Regions from separate parts of the Homo sapiens genome. Here region 2 is linked to region 1. The links are chromatin contacts, found by Hi-C or POLR2A ChIA-PET in ENCODE. All regions are on one chromosome and are shown on one strand. Each heading gives the region's core, a stretch centred on a gene start or an enhancer-like site at or near the end of the contact. The rest is flanking DNA. Distances are from core to core; before and after follow the strand shown. Region 1 overlaps FCHSD2 (FCH and double SH3 domains 2). Region 2 overlaps FCHSD2 (FCH and double SH3 domains 2).

The links. Hi-C counts contacts between places; a loop is a spot of excess contacts on that map. ChIA-PET counts read pairs that join two places held with the same protein, here RNA polymerase II (POLR2A). Pooled maps may share reads with other maps.
Region 2: a loop to region 1 is called in a map of naive thymus-derived CD4-positive, alpha-beta T cell, with 1.8 times the contacts of the local background. The contact joins two enhancer-like sites. A Hi-C loop is called at or near these places in 2 of 168 maps with a recorded cell type or tissue (B cell and naive thymus-derived CD4-positive, alpha-beta T cell), 1 of 37 single-sample maps with no recorded cell type and 2 of 50 pooled maps. POLR2A ChIA-PET finds 5 or more read pairs at or near these places in 6 of 52 experiments (GM12878, OCI-LY7, PC-3 and 3 more).

Annotation. Positions count from the first base shown.
Region 1 is chr11:73,045,912-73,051,517 of GRCh38, reverse strand. The region is part of intron 3 of FCHSD2 (FCH and double SH3 domains 2); the gene reads left to right. Among named protein-coding and RNA genes, the nearest start is that of FCHSD2, 94 kb to the left of the region's middle. Within about 2 kb of position 3,382, at least 3 of the 41 ENCODE cell types and tissues checked have a DNase peak (open chromatin) inside an H3K27ac peak, as active enhancers do.
Region 2 is chr11:73,092,828-73,097,789 of GRCh38, reverse strand. All of the region lies in intron 2 of FCHSD2 (FCH and double SH3 domains 2), which reads left to right. Among named protein-coding and RNA genes, the nearest start is that of FCHSD2, 47 kb to the left of the region's middle. Within about 2 kb of position 1,967, at least 4 of the 41 ENCODE cell types and tissues checked have a DNase peak (open chromatin) inside an H3K27ac peak, as active enhancers do.

The sequences.
Region 1 (5,606 bases), core at 2,133-4,632:
TTTATCTTTTTTTGCCAAGGAAAGCCCATTAAACTTTTTCTGTTTGTAAATTAGGTGTAAAAATACCTATTTACTTCCTTAATTTAGCTAAAAATATTAAATTATAAATTATAGGCTGATTAAAATTTAAATGACACAATGACAGATTATGAAAATATGCTTACATTTTCTCAGATTTAAATTTTTTATTTTTTTATTTTTTAGAGCTAGAGTCTTACTCTGTCACCCAATCTGAAGTGCAATAATGCAATCTTGGCTCACCGTAGCCTCAATCCCCTGGGTTCAACTGATTTTCCCTCCTCAGCATGCAACACCACTGGCAGCACCATGTGTGACACCACGTCCTGCTAATTTTTAAAGTTTGGTAGAGACAGGGTCTCACTTTGTTAGCCCAGACTAGTCTTGAACTCTTGGATTCAAGCGATCCTCCCACCTTGGCCTCCCAAAATGTTGGGATTACAGGCATGAGCCACTGTGCCCAGCAAGATTTTTAAAATATTTCCATTATAGATAACAAACTAACTGATGTCAAATTGCTTAAAACTTTCTAAATGCTTACTCTCAATTTCTGTACTTGCCTGTTATGTATCAGTAACAAACAGTTGGAGGACCTTTGTTCTAATCTAGAGACTAATAGAAGGCCATTGTAGCAAGAAGGGGTGTTCTGAGTCTTATATTATTTTTCTTAGAGTAGATATTCTCGGCCTTTGGTAAAACTTAATTATAGTTTTCATTTGCTGTATTTGAGATTCAGTGAGACGGTTTTTTCCTCATGTTAGTGAATGGAGACATAACGTTCAACCAATATAAAGGGACTTTAAGCAGGCAATTTGCAGATGTTCCCATTATCTCCCCATGTGGATATGGAAAGGCTTGTTTAAGGACAGCAGTCTTAGTTTATGTCTTATTTGTTCACCTGTTACTGAAAAACCATTGTGGGGGCCTGGGTTCCTATGTCTATTTTCTGATTACTCCAATGTTGTCCCACGAAAGGAACTATTTAAGAGCCTTATATATTCAGCAGCTATAGCTCAAATCCATTGTGATAAAGGTGACCCGTCCCATATATGTTTATAGTAATATTCTTTCTATATGGTTTATAAATGTACATATATGTCTGCATATGATATGTCTCTATATCAATCTAAATACGTCTTTTTCACTTATTTCTACATATTGTTGAATTGCTTAATGACTTTTTATGGAAACTTGGAGCTAGAAGTGGTGTGAAGGTCATATGGTCCAGCCCTCTTTTTAATATAGAGGCTGGCAAACTAGGGCTGTCTGGTCTGACACCTGTTTTTGTAAGTAAAGTTTTGTTAGACCACGGACATACCTATTTGTTTACATATTGTCTATGGCTGCTTTCTCACTACAATAGTATATTAGGGTAGTTGCCCTGGAGATCTTATGGCCTGCAGAGCCAAAAATATTTACTCTCTGGCCTTTTACAGAAAAGTTTACTGACTTCTTATATAGAGAGGCCTGGCAACTTCTACCTGAATTCATTCAGTGACAGTATTTCACTCTCTCTCAAAGCATTCAGCTTATAGTTAGTTTCTATTTATCTTGAGCAAAACTTTTTTAAGAAACCTTCCTTGTACACATGATAGACTTTTAGGAATTTGAAAACAATTTTTTTTTTATGGTCCTTTTGTGCTTTTAATAACCATAATATTGATTTCACAAAATTTTATCCTCTCCTTAAAAAGTTGGTAAGAACGTACCCTCTAAAAATGGTAGCCCTTTAAAATATGCCTTACATAGTATAAAAGAATTATCCAACTCTTCAGGTGTCTCTCTTTCCCCCTTTTTCTTTTTTTTTTTTTTTTTATTATACTCTAAGTTTTAGGGTACATGTGCACATTGTGCAGGTTAGTTACATATGTATACATGTGCCATGCTGGTGCGCTGCACCCACTAACGTGTCATCTAGCATTAGGTATATCTCCCAATGCTATCCCTCCCCCCTCCCCCGACCCCACCACAGTCCCCAGAGTGTGATAAAAACAATTTTTATACTTCTTATCTCTTTCTAGTAGTCTACATCCCATTCCCAGTCTTTCCAATCATAAAAATTTGTAGTTTATTTAGTTCACACTTGAACGTCCTATGAAACTGTTTTAAACCTTTTACCTATCTTGTTTCTTGTCATTATTCTTAAGCCATTGATACAGAAATCAGAACCAAATTTAATATTGTTGTGGGTATGAGACAGTTTCTGTCATGTTTTAATTTTTTCCTTAAAGTTTTACTATGTACTTCATATATACTGGGCACTCAACTGTGTTATTATTACTTTAAATATGTGCTAAGTGGCATTATTTTTTAAACAGTGATATCACATTAAAGGTTCTTAATGAGCTCAAACTCAAAAACCACTACGTCTTTTTACATATCTTGCTATTAAATCAGATCTTCACCATCCTACGCTGAACCCATGGCAGGACTTTTTACTCCTTTGAGATTCTATTGTATTAGGTTTATTCCACTGTGTCAGTATGTTGAGAAGTTTTAGCATCTTGATTCTGTTATTTAAATATTTACTGTTCTTCATAGCTCTTTGTCATGTGAGAATTTGATAGCAATGAGTTACTCGATCAACATCTTGCTATGTTTGTGTGGTCGTTATTGAATCCAAGTGAAATTGTTCTGGGAATTTTTCTTAGAGTTTATGGTAGATTGAATTATTGCTCAGCAAATATTCATTCCCCACCCTTTCTCTTGAGGTGAACTATACATACATCCCTGTCTTACTGATTTTAGACTTGGTCATACGGCTTGCTTGGACTAGTAGAATGGAGATGGAATTGACTGTAAAGCCATTTCTAAAATGAGGCTTTAAGAGGCATGGCAAGTTATTTCCAGCTTTTTCGTACTTCCGGCACTTACTGTAAGAAGAACTTGCCCCAGGTAACTACTTCAGATGGGGTCCCAGAATGAAAGATATGTGAAGGATACCTGAACTTGACCCTGCAACCTGAAGCAGAGATGCTCTAGCCAACCTGCAGATTCATGAGCAGAAGTTAGCATTTATTGTTTTAATCCATTTCCACTTTTTGAGTTGTTACAGAGTATTGATTCAGCAATAGCTGGTCCATACACAGCTAACCAAGCCATTCTGTTTTGCAGGAATTATCTCTGAAATGCCTAGTACCTGTAAATAACAAGCCAGTACTAGACTATCATGAACCTTGGCTTAAGGGAGATCAGAGGTAACTTTTGGGTCCCATATGTGTGTCGGTACATGGCATGAGCTGAGGGATGCCGCTGAAGAAAGGAACTACAGTTGGCTAAACAGGATATACAGAAATATCCTGCTGCTCTAGCTATGCCTCAAATGCTTTGGGTCAGATTTTTACTTTTTGCAGTTTGATATGCTAACATTGTCAAGTTTTTCTATTACTTTCTGTTCTGTTTTCTTGTTCCTCCTGTATTTTTTTTTTAACTTCCTGCCTTTTTAGAAATAACTCATGTTTTCACAGTATGTACTACTTAAAGAAACAATATAGAATAAGACCATTAGAGTTCTAATTATGGCTCCACCATTTGTTAACATAATCACTCTACATAAATTACTTAAGCCATTTCCCCCTCTGCATATTGGGATTAATAAATAACTCACAGTTGTTGCTAAGCTTAAATGAGATAACAAAGTCATTAGCTCACCATCATTTGTATATACAGTCATTAGCAAATATTTACTGAGTAAATTCTGAGGGATACAGTGCTTTGCACATTATAAAAAAGTCAATACATTTTATAGCATTTTGATAGTCCTAGACCTAGAAAGTACTTGTTGGGGTCACATTGATGCCAAATGAAAGGAAAAGAGAAGGGGGTTCTAATCCCATTTCTGAAAGAAAGAGCATAAATATTTGCCGTTAGAAATCATGGAACAGTTTTTAGATGTGTTTTATGTTATTTGATAGGTTAATACTTTATTTCAGGATTTCTTTTTGCATTATCCTTGGCAGTGGCTAGGTACTGTCAATGACCAGTATTTTTTGTTCTATCTGGGGATGTGAATCCAAAACAAAGGATAGAATTGCTTGTGCTCTGTTTTTCTCTCAGTTAATTTTTTCAAAATATAATCCCAAGTACAAATCATGCTTTTGAGTATTATAGGGGATCATATTTTTTTCTTATAACCTTGAATAAGATGCAGTAAAAACAGTGAAGCTGACCACTTTTCTTCCCTATCATTTAGGTATGTAGCTTCTACCAGATATTTTGACATCCTGTTTCATAAGAATCTTTTTCTTTAATTAAAAAAAAAATGGTAGTTTTAACAATTCAAATAATATGGGTGGTACATGAAATATTTGCCTTTTTTTTTCAAATTTACAGTCATGTTTGGTATAAATCTTTTCCTTTTATGTGTACTCATTTAATATGTAGTTTTTCCTTTATAAAAAAGTAGAATTATATTCACATTTATTCTGCATCTTGTCTTTTATATTTAATAGTATTTTTTATCATTGATAAAAATATCATTGATATTTTCCCAAAGTGAATACAGAAAGACCTCATTTTATTGACAGCATCATAGTTCGTATTGTGGATATAAATTATTTAACATCCACATATTTTGATCTACATCCTATTGATTTAAGTTGTTTAAAGCAATACTGTGACTGGGCATGGTAGCTTACGATTGTAATCTCAAGATTTTGGGAGGCAGAGGTAGGAGGATCGTTTTTGGCCAGGAGTTCAAGACCAGCCTGGGCAACATGGTGAAATCCCTGTCTTAATCAATCAATCAATAAACAAACAAATACACATACTACAATAAATGTACTTATTTATCTTGTTATACTTGTGCTTTTATTTTAGCAGTTCTGAAAATGGCTTCCTTGTAAGCGAAGTCTATCTATATTTAAAATTTTAATAGATATTAGTAGGTAAAAACATTTTTAAAAACTTGATTACTAATAAAAATTTAAAATGCTACACCAATTTATATTTCTACCAATAATTTATAGTAATGTGGTGCATCCTATCTTACCAGGAGTGGATGCTGCCAGTCATTAAATTTTTGCCATCCTGGGCCAAAAATGATATCTAATTTTGTTTCCTTTCTATGAAAATTGGTATTCAGACATATTCCAATGTTTGTAGCTATTTACAATGCATTCTTGCTGTATTGGCCATTCATATCTTTTTTATTATTAATTGTTTTCTTTTTAAAATCAGTTCATAAGGCTTTTCAAAAATTCTTACAGAGGCTGGGGATGGTGGCTTGCACCTGTAATCCCAGTGCTTTGGGAGGCCAAGGTGGGAGAATTGCTTGAGCACAGGAATTCGATTGTAGCCTGGGCAAGATGGCAAGACCCCTGTCTTTACAAAACATTAAAAAATCAGCATGGCATCATGGTGTGTGTCTTTAGTCCCAGCTACTTCAGAGGCTGAGGCCACAGTATCCCTTGAGTCCAGTAATTCGAAGTGGCAGTGAGCTATGATCCTGCCACTGCACTTCAGCCTAGGTGACAAAATGAGACCCTGTCTCTAAAAAAAAAAAAAAAAAAATTACTGAAATTATTGTAGAAATATAAGCAAGAGATGTTTTTTGCTTTCCTTCCATTTTTTTTTCTTTTATTATTATA
Region 2 (4,962 bases), core at 718-3,217, 48 kb before region 1:
ACTAAAAGGATTATGATAACATGAATAATAATTCTTCAAAAATTAGATAATTCAGGTGAAATAGATAAATCTTAGAAACACACAAATTACTAAAACTGATTACAGAAAAAAATAGAAATTCTCAATAACAAGTGAAGGGATTGAATCAGTAATTAGAAAAAAAAAAAAAAAAAAGAACACCTCACAAGAAATAATAGGACTAGACGGTTCCACTAGTGAATTCTACCAAACAGTTAATGATGAATTAACACCAATCCTACTAAAACTATTCCAAAAAAACAGAAGAAAAGGGAATGTTTCTAACATATTCTGAGGCCGTCTTTACCCTTATACAAAAATCAAACAGATACCAGAAGAAAACTATAGACTACTATTTCTTGTGAAGAGAGATGCAAAAAAAAAAAATAAATAAATAAAATAAACCAAACAAACAAACCTAGGAAACTGAATCCAACAGCAAATCATTAAAAGGATTATCCACCACGACCAAGTGGGATTACACGCCTGCAATCCCAGGGAGCCACTTGGGAGGTTGAGGCAGGTGGATAGCTTGAGCTCAGAAGTTTAAGACCAGCCTGGGCAGCATGGTGAAACCCCATCTCTACGAAAAAATACAAAAATCAGCCAGGCCTGGTGGTGCATACCTGTAGTTCTAGCTATTTGGGAGGCTGAGGTGGGAGGATTGCTTGAGCCTGGGAGGTCGAGGCTGCAGTGAGCTGAGATTGTGCCACTATACTCCAGCTTGGATGACCAGAGTGAGACCCTGTCTCATCAAAAAAAAAAAAAAAAAAAAAAAAAAAAATCCATCAATGAAATACATCACATTAGTAAGAGGAAGGACAGAACCACATGATTATCTCAGTAGAGGCAGAAAAAGCATTTCACATAATTTAACACTCTTTCATGATAAAAAGACTCAGAAAACTAGGAATGGAAGGAAATTTCCTTTTTTTTTTTTGTTTTGAGACAAGGTCTCATGCTGTCCCCCAAGCCAGAGTGTAGTGACACGGTCTAGGCTGGGGAAACATGGAAACGTCCTTAACATGTTAAAGGGCACATATGACAAGCTCACAGTAACATCGTACTCAGTGGTGAAAGACTGAACACTTTCCCTATAAGTTCAGGAAGAACACAAGGATGCACCTTTTTACCATTGCTATTCTCTTGTGTTTGACATTCTATAATTCTATCTGGAAGTGGTATATGCTTTCTTTCATCCTGTCCTGTCCTTTCCTTTCCTTTCCTTTCCTTTGCTCTGCCACCCAGGCTGGAGTGCAGCAGCACAATCTCGGCTCACTGCAACCTCTGCCTCCTGTGTTCAGGTGATTCTCCTGCCTCAGCCTTACCGGTAGCTGGAATTACAGGCGCCCGCCACCACATCTGGCTAATTTTTTTTTTTTTTTTTTTTTTTTGTAGAGGCAGGGTTTCAACATGTTGGCCAGGCTGGTCTCGAACTCCTGACCTCAAGTGATCCACCTGCCTTGGCCTCCCTAAGTGCTGGGATTACAGACGTGAGCCACTGTTCCCTGCCTGCTTTCTTTTTTAAATACAAGAAGTTTAAAAATTCATTTTAAATATTTGGTTACATATTATCTCTTTCATGACAGCATTTTTTTGCTCATGGGTGTCCTTCTGCTACCATGTTTTTCCTGTTCTGTTTCTTCTTCTCTTAAAAATTTTACGTCTGTTTAGATACCTCGTTCCTTCTTCCTTTATGGTGGTTTATTTTTGAATGAGAAGGTTTTTTTGTTTTGTTTTGTTTTTTGTTTTTTTCTATAGCACTTTAGGATATTAGATGTTGGTAGCTCAGGGTTGTGTCTTTCAAATTTACAGCAATTTTGTTTGTGAGCAGGTTTTGTGCATAACTTTTTTTTTTTTTAATCCTCAGCCAGTCAGTGAAGATTGCTGCTGCAGGGCTGTTCATAGTGTAGGCTCTCTCACTATCTTTTTGCCACACCAGCAACTCAGTTTCTGCCAGCGTGGCTTGTTTGTGTGATTCCTTATTTAGTTCTGTCTCCTCTACTTCTTCAAACTATGAACAGGAAAGCTTCCTCTGCCAGCCCATGTTCCCTGCTTTTGTTGTTGCAAATGCAGAATTTAAGTTTACTACCTCAGGAAGTATGCTTGTACAAAGGTACTCCCGCTTTGAGTTTTGGAGCCTTATGCCTTACCTTTCTCCTCTTATTCCAAGTTGTCTCTCCTTATAGCATATCATTCCCTTATATGTCCATACATATGTTTCCTAGTTTTATTGGAGATCATATTTCCAGTTATGTTTCTTACTCTCTTTGTTTCTTTTGGGTGATTTCTGACTGGAGGAGAGGGGAGAGTCTGACTTTGTTATTTAAGATGAGAAGTAGTTAAGATGTATTTTTCGTTAGTGTTTTGCACATTCATTTACTGAAAATGTTAAAACTGAATTAGATTTCATATTTATAAGCTGTGGAATGTGATATTGTCACTTATTTAGCAAATACTTTAATACATTTGCTGTGTGCCAAGTTTATCCCAAGTCCTTTATAAATATGTACTTAATTAATCCTCATAATACCTATGAGGTAGGTTTTCTTTTTATTCTTATTTTATTGATAGGAAACTGAAGCACAGTCAGGAAAGTTAACTCGCTCAAGGTCACCTAATTAATAAGAAATAAGAACACTTCTAATTTTCATTCTATGACTATAGCATTTGTGGGCCTTGGCATCATCTGTTTATACTGTATTCAAATGAATCCCTTGAGAGCAGGGTCTGTGTTTCATTCATCTTTATATTCTCATTGCATATTTAGTAGAATTCCTGAAATCCAGAAGATATTCAATGGATGTTAGAGAATTAATATTTTTTATTAGGAGCCAAATAATTTGCTTTCTGCCAGACTTACAACATAGCTTCAGTTGTTCGTTCCGCTTGCCTCGTTAAAAAATATTTTTGTTTGTATTCTCAGGTCATCATTTTAGTGCTATTGCAGTATTTACTGTAATAATACCTTTACAAACAGCCACTGTATTCCAGAACAAAATTAAGATATTTCTTTATTAAACAATTATCAATTTGCTGATAATAAAAGCACTAGTTCCCTTACACAAGTTTGCTGCCCATGCTATAAATATTTTTATATACTAATATGAGGTATATTTAAGCAGTGTCATTTATAAAATAACAGGGGTCAAGTATCGTAGCAAAAATGAAGTGGTCATCTTGTTCATTTGTTTTTGTTACTGAGCTTTACTCCATTTAAGAATAAATATGTTACTGTTTATCCATGATCCCATTGATGGACAACTGGACTGTTTTTGGCTATTTATGACTAAAGATGGTATAAATATTTTTGTAAAAGTGTTTTTGTGGACACGTTTTCATTTTTCTTGGTATATAACTAGTATTGGAATTGTTATATCAAAATAAATGTAAGTTTAATTATGTAAGACCAGACTTTTCCCCAAGTGGTTGTACCATTTTACATTCCCACCAATGGCATGTTAGAGTTCCATTGCCCTTTATCCTCATTGCTATAGTTCAGTCTAATTTTTACCATTCTGGTAGATTTGTTTATCTTTATTCTTTTTTTTTGGTGCAGGGAGACAAGAGTCTTGCTCTGTAGCCCAGGCTGGAGTGCATTGGCGTGGTCTTGGCTCATTGTAACCTCTGCCTCCCGGGTTCAAGTGATTCTCTTGCCTCAGCCTCCCGGGTAGCTGGGATTACAGATGTGCGCCACCACACCTGGCTAAGTTTTGTATTTTTAGTAGAGACGGGGTTTTACCATGTTGGCCAGGCTGGGCTTGAACTCCTGACCTCAAGTTGTCCGCCTGACTCGGCCTTCCAAAGTATTGGGATTACAGGCATGAGCCACCACACCCAGTCCTATCTTTATTCTTAACATTCATCAGCTGGATGTGGTGGCTCACGCCTGTAATCCCAACACTTTGGGAGGCCGAGGTGGGCAGATCACCTGAGGTCGGGAGTTCGAGATCAGCCTGACCAACGTGGAAGAACCCTGTCTCTACTAAAAATACAAAAAAAATTAGCTCGGCATGGTGGTGCATGCCTGTAATCCCAGCTACTTGGGAGGCTGAGGCAGGAGAATCGCTTGAACCCGGGAGGCGGAGGTTGTGGTGAGCCAAGACCGCGTCATTGCACTCCAGCCTGGGCAACAAGAGCGAAACTCGGTCTCAAAAAAAAAAGAAATCATCAATACCCCATCCTCACTACCACCATTGGTAATTTGAACATTCTTAGGGATTTTGCTTATCTTGGTGATGAATTTAAATGGGTGCATTACAGCTCTTCTAAGACAGCTCTCAATTCTGACACCAGCTGTAAGTTCGAGAATCCCTAATACCTCCTTCACTTTGACACCAACTTCAAGGTTGGAGGTCTCCAAGACCACCTTTACTTCTGACACGACTTGCAATTTTGTGGGTCCCAAGACCACCTTAGATTCAATAATTTGCCAGGACTCTCAGAGCTCACTGAAAGTTTACTCAGTAAGGTTATGATTTATTATAGCTAAAGAGTAGAGTTTAAAATCAGCCAAGGGAAGAGGTGTACAGGGCAGGGTCTAAGAGAGTTCCAGTCAGAGCTTCCCATTGTCCTCTGTGGAACTGTACAGTGTTCACTTCTTCTGCAATGATGTGTGACAGTATGCACAGAGTCTTGCCAATTAGGAAAGCCTACCTGAGTCTTGGTATGCAGTTTTTATTGCGGTTCAGTCACTTAGACATGATTACTACTCATGCGGCTGGCCTTAGCCTCCAGCCTCTCCAGAGGTTGAGATGATACTGAGTGACCCAAGGCTCATCATCCCACCCACCCCTGATGAAATCACATTGTTAGCATAGACTATTTGGTGTGGCACAAGGTCCCCAGGTAGACAGAAACACTTGTGTCAGGCAAGATATTCCAAGGGCTTAGAGATTACCTCCCAGAAGCCAAAGACAAAGGTAAGACCTGTCTTTGGGTAGG